Linked DNA regions of Mus musculus: region 2 is linked to region 1. Evidence: chromatin loops called from intact Hi-C (ENCODE). Cell type or tissue: left cerebral cortex. All regions are shown on one strand. Each heading gives the region's core, and the rest is flanking DNA. Links, peaks and the distances in the headings are about the cores only. Region 1 overlaps Med12l (mediator complex subunit 12-like). Region 2 overlaps Clrn1 (clarin 1).

What was found. Hi-C counts contacts between places; a loop is a spot of excess contacts. Peaks named below come from ENCODE experiments on the same cell type or tissue, not always from the same donor. Only the 100,000 strongest peaks of a DNase experiment are listed, where the experiment ranks them.
Region 2: it touches region 1 in a loop (3-fold over the local background); 12 of 42 quality-filtered maps call a loop at or near these places.

What each region holds. Positions count from the first base shown.
Region 1 is chr3:59,057,732-59,060,643 of GRCm38, forward strand. The region is part of intron 4 of Med12l (mediator complex subunit 12-like); the gene reads left to right. Among named protein-coding and RNA genes, the nearest start is that of Gpr171, 43 kb to the right of the region's middle. In left cerebral cortex, for the core only: a CTCF peak has its summit at 1,708 (motif pointing left); a DNase peak (open chromatin) is centred at 1,700.
Region 2 is chr3:58,842,180-58,845,091 of GRCm38, forward strand. It overlaps Clrn1 (clarin 1), which reads right to left. Exons shown (of 3, transcript NM_153385.3): 3 at 1,849-2,912. Gm40060 (a long non-coding RNA gene) reads left to right here. Exons shown (of 3, transcript XR_867327.1): 2 at 635-783. Among named protein-coding and RNA genes, the nearest start is that of Gm40060, 1.5 kb to the left of the region's middle. In left cerebral cortex, for the core only: a CTCF peak has its summit at 1,415 (motif pointing right); a DNase peak (open chromatin) is centred at 1,451.

The DNA of each region.
Region 1 (2,912 bases), core at 299-2,798:
GAAATGTTAATTCTGTGATGGTTAGAAAGCTGCTTTAAAACAAAGAGAACAAAACAGCGAAGGGCTTAAGTTATAGAGTTATCTTATATAAACTGCGTATAGCCTTCAAAGCCAATTGTCTTTAATGAATTTTTCTAAAGCCCGAGTCAGCTCTGCTGTATTGGAGTTCAGATTGCATTGAGTGTGGGTACAGAAAACAGTTATTAGTCACTAGGGTGTCAGGGAGGTTGTGAGTGTGTTGCATGCAAAGTGAACAGAGGTTAACTAGGTGGACAGATCATGCTCGGTGTCTGGGAAGATTAAGGATGGGCTTCTGGGGTGTTGACAGCAGGCACAAGGACTATCTTTTGGCTGCTCTGTATAATGTGGAAGTTACTGTGCTTTGTAGCTTCTTGGTCTGGAGCTATTTTGTATGGTCACCTGGTGATAAGATGTCTTGTATTGTGTCCTCACAAAAAGCCTAGCTGTCTATGGTTTGATCAGAAGTAGACGAATTAGAGTGGCTTCTCACTGTGTGTGGGTGTAGTGTGTGTACATATTCGTGTATATGTGTGTGCATATTTGTGTGTGTATATATATATATATATATATATATATATATATATATGTATGTGTATGTGTGTGGTGTGTTTGTGTCTCTGTGTATGTGGAGTTAAATGAATGCTGTGCCATTTTTATTGTTGAAAAATTTCACAAACTACCATCAGCAGTATGATCATGGCATGAACTTCATTCTGGCAGAGGAAAGAGGAGAGGAGAGTTTTAGTTTTGCTGGCCAAGGGATCGAACCTGCTCCTACCAGCTATAAGAGCTATACCAGCTATAAGTATCATATGTAAGAATACACTCAGGTCTGCTGCTTTGCTGGGGTGGGGGGCTGGTAGCAGCTGCCTTTCTCTAGCTACACTCCTCTGTGTCTCCTGCCACCAAGATCCTCAGGAGGGACCCCCCTCCCGCCATTCCTGAGGTCTCTTCTCCGTCTTGGGGGACAGATTCTTGCTGTGGTAGGGCCCACTGTGTTGTGTACACAGGGCAGCAAAGGCATTAGCTGGCCAACAAGTCTGTTGTCTTGCTGGAAACTTTCTCTCCTGGGCCTGGTCCCTGGGGAGAGGAAACATGTCCTAAGGGGTTAATTAAAAGTACTAGCTCAGTCTTCATAAATATTGCCCTGTTTTTCATACTGGGAACCTCTCACTATGCCAAGGCAAAAGTCATTGCACACTGAGGTATCCACAGAAATCTGTAATGATCTCAAAATTAAAAGTGTAGTTAAAGGAGGAGGTTAATGTACCCACAGTGAATGCAGCCTCCCACCTCCCAGTAGCCCTGTGTGTCCCACAGGGTGGCACTGTTATCTCCCCAGCCACTCCACTGTGAATCCGGAAGCTTCCCTAATCGAGCAGCCCTTCCCTTCATCTCTGTTATCAGGCTGGCTACTGTTTTCCTCCAGCAAGGGCCCCACTCCTACCTCTCCTCTGTTCCCTACCAGGGTCACATCCCCGCTGAATGTGGTAGCCCCTGCTCACTTTGCTTATGCAACTTCCTGAGAGTTAGTTTCCATTTATGTATTGGATCCTGGTACTCCTTTGACCAGAATTCTTCAGTGCCTTTTAAACATTTGTGAAAGGCTGTACTCCCGTGAAGTCGCTGCCTGGGTTGCTGGCTTGAGACCGTTCTTGGATGGATGAATGTTTCACTAGTGCCCTCTTGTGGTCATTTTACAATCGCTTGGGAACCTCTAGCTGCTGGAGCCTCTGCTTCCATTGCTGCTTCTGCCTGTGAAACTCATTTGTGCTTCCCTTCTAGAAGTGACAGACTGCCACCCTTCATCTCCCCTCCCGAGTCCCACAGCACACCAGAGCATCTCTCCCACTGCTGCTGGTCCCTCTGCACACCCATGTCTCTCTGGACCTCATCAATGACGTGCCTCGGGTGGTTTCTCTCTTAATTCTCTTAGAAGTTCCCAGGAGAACCTCCAGCCCGTGTAGCTAAGTGCTGACGGCTTCTATTTTAGATATTTATTCTTTGTTTCTTTCTAGGACATATTCGTGATTTCATGGCAGCAGTGGTTTGTATAATATGTAGTGTCTTTGGACAATAAAGCCAGTTTAAAAATAACACAGGGAAACCTTGTATGCACATAAAACTAGATAGTTATTTGATAAGGCATTTACTTTGTTGGCACACATGAGCTCTCTCTGCTGGTGAGTCACATCCGAACAGAAGAAAATATTAAGGAGTTATTATTATGTTATTATTGGCCTGTGTATGTAACATGTATGTGGACACCTGTGGAGGTCATTGGCTCCCTTGCAGCTGGAGTCACAGATGGCTGTGAGCTGCCTGCTGTGTGGGCTTGGAACTGAACTCCGGTCCTCTGGAAAAGCAGTAAGGGCACTTACCTGCTGAACATCTTCCCAGCCACCAGCAAATGTTTTCAAAGGATTAATGTGTCTGGTCACTTATTGCGTTGTAGTGTTTCTGCTGTGTACAGTTGCTTGCTACCCTTTCCTCTCTGCTCTCTAACTCCCTCGCAGCCAGAAGGGCGTGCTTCCTGATAGTTCAGCAGACATAGTAGCCTAGCCAGTGCTTTCACTCCCTTGGCCTCCCGTCATATTGGAATGGTAGCTATGATTTATGCTGTTGTTTATCCAGGCTGCTAGTCAACACACTGGCAAGCACGTTTTCATTCCAGAAGTTAACATTGGCCGAATCGGGATTTTGGATAATTATAACTTTACAAATCATATTGTTGTGGATATTAAAAAGAATGTAGAAGTTTGTAAGTCCCCTCACCCTCGACCCACCTTTAACCCTAAACTTATGGCCACTCTGGCTTCTCCCTCTCATCTCCCCCAACTGCCCTCTCTTCCAGAGATCATAGAATTTACTTTTATTTTACTTTGTGAAAT
Region 2 (2,912 bases), core at 126-2,625, 220 kb before region 1:
AGTTCTGTTACTCTAGAGAACCTTGACTAATGCAAGGTATGCTGTGGACTAGTTTAGAGGAGGTTGAGGAGAGATCAGATGGCAGTCGGTTCTTCTTTCTCTATCTAGCTGGCTCACTTTTAATTTAGTTTTTGAGAAAAAAAGATCTGCATTTTAGTGACAATGTAGTCTCTGTGACCTTTGGAACTGATTCAAGAGTAGGAGGGAGGCCTTCACTTCCCTGTCCTGCAGGCCATGTCCTGAAGTTCCACCAGTACCTTAGGAGCTGTTTGATTCATTTATTAGAACAAGTATCAAGTATTCCCCTGCGTGTTATATGCAGCTACAACACTGTGAAAGTCTATCCATGCTGAAATGCAATATCAAGATAATCCCGGTCCTTCAAAGTTCTAAGCCCTTGTTAGAGGTGGAGTGAGATGAAAATCAAGGAAAATGGAAGGTTCAGATGGTAAGAAAGGAACCCAGTTTAAGGATGTTTAGCCATTGTTAGAGGCAGCTAGTTCTTTGGAATAGAGGAGGCTGAGTCTGGTTGAATGTCTTTCAAGAAATAGTTACCAAGTGCCTCCCACATATCCTGGGATTCTGTACATTACATTTGAGTATTGGGTTGTATTTTACGTATATGTTGTCTTAGTTCTGTGTAGGTGTTGTATCATGGCAAGGTTTGGATTTGTTAAAGGCACATCACAGCTTCTGCTCAAAACAATCAGGATAAACTAAAGCAACGTACAAAGATGTGTATGGATAAGATGTGTACGTGTAAGATGTGTACGTATAAGATGTGTAAGTATAAGATGTGTAAGTATAAGATGTGTACATATAAGATTTGTATGTATAAGATGTGTACAGATAAGATGTGTACATATAAGATGTGTACGTATAAGGTGCACATATAAGATGTGTACGGATAAGATGTGTAAGTATAAGATGTGTACATATAAGATGTGTATGGATAAGATGTGTACGGATAAGATGTGTGCATATAAAGTGTTCAAAGTTCACACAGAATCAAAAGGAAGGAGGGAAGCAAGCATCATGGAGGCTCAGCCTATGGTCCTAACTCAGGAAACTGAGGCCAGGGTGATACAATGGTGAGTAAAAAAAGGCCAAGAACTCCGAGTGGAGTCTGGAATAAAATTAGTCCTTTGTATACAAGATGCAGCCTTGGAATTCTAAACCCTGGCTTTACATCTTCAGTTACAGTGGCACTCACCCATTATGAAAAACTGTAACAGTAAAAGCAGTTATTTGGAAGAACTAGTTCTGATAATAATCTACTCAGATTTGGACTTTTCTTCTACTCTAGGGACTCTTTCCTCGACAGTACCTGCAACTCCTTCCAAGTAGTGTCACAGCCTTCATAGTTGGGTGTCTGGTAACAATGAAGTGGCAGGGTGCTTGCCACCCCAGGGCCAGCAGGGGGCCCTGAGTCCTCATGAGAATGCTGGCCACCATGTGCAAGAGAGGCCTAGCACAGCAAAATGAATGTTTCCATTTAGGGAGTCTGATTCCTATGAAGGAGCAGACAGAAGAGTGTTACATCATGGCCCTCTGCTCAGGGCAACCCCAGACATCTGTTGGAAGATGGGCAAACAGAGAGTGTGAACTGTGAGCATTCACTGATTGATTGGTTGGTTGATGTGTGTGTGTGTGTGTGTGTTTGTGTGTGTGTGTGTGTGTGTGTGTGACAGGATTTTCATGGACAGACATTCTGTTGTCTTTAAGGAGCCCGTTTCTAGCTTCTGCCCATGAGGAGGGATTATTGTTAGTCTGTCTGTGAGGTTCTCATAAGATTTTCAGTGCCTCTCCCAAGCCTACCTTTTAATAGAACAGAGAGCAACCAAACACTTGTTTTCTACAGAATTTTTTTTTAAAAAAGGCTTGGTATTACAGAAAGTTTTCAGACCTCTGAGCAGAGAGGAAAGAGGTAGATGGAGGCCAGAGGAGGGGGATTCATCCTCCAGCCTTCAACTCCCTCCCTTTCCCTCCTAACACAGCCTTTTGTGCTTGAGAATTTCAGGGTCTGACCTCCAGGTCAGGGCACTACTAGCCCATCACCAAAGCATGCACCAGCTCCTGGACAGACTAGCTGGTGGGCTTCTAGAAACTTCCAGTGTCCTGAATTAAGGTGAAAGGACTCCATCCTGAGAAAAGCAAGTATGTTCTGATGTCTGAGAGTAACCAGCAGGCCATCACCAGAGCTGGTTATATTTCAGGTGTGCAGTCTCTCCTTCCTTGTATGTAAATTGTTCCCAAATGAAAATGTGTGTGTTCATGAGGGGGTTCATGGAGGCTGATGGTGCCTTTCTCCATCACCTCCGTTTTTTTGTTTTGAGTCAGGGTCTCTCACTGACCTTGGAGTGCACTGATTAGGTTTGACTTGGCTTGCTGGTGAGCTTTAAGACTTGCCTAGCTCTGCCTTCCCAGTGCTGGGATCACAGACATGTATGAAACCCATGCGTTTCTCATGGGTGCTGGGGAATCTGAACTCAGGCTCTCAAGCTTTTGAGGCAGCCCTTTATCAACTGAGCCATCTTCCTAGTTCCAGATTGGTTTTCTGGAGCATTTCCAAACTCTATGATCTCTGGTGTTTGTGGCCAGGGCACCATAATGTCTTTGTCCTTTGTTCTTTCCTGAGGGTAACACATTGAGAGTTAAGGAGTGTCAGTTTCAGGCTCACTTGTGGCCTCTGGTCTCCAGCAGATTCATTTGGTGAATAATTCAAGGAGAAAGATTTGACTTGGGCCATGCTTCATGTCTCCCATGACACACTGCAATCCCACCTCAATTCTGAATTTTCATGATTTGGAGCTCATTAGTGCCAAAGACACCAAGCTGGAAACAGTTCCCAGTGGGTTTCTCTCACCAACTTGTCTAGTAGGGATTCTGTCCACTGTAAGTACCATTGTTAT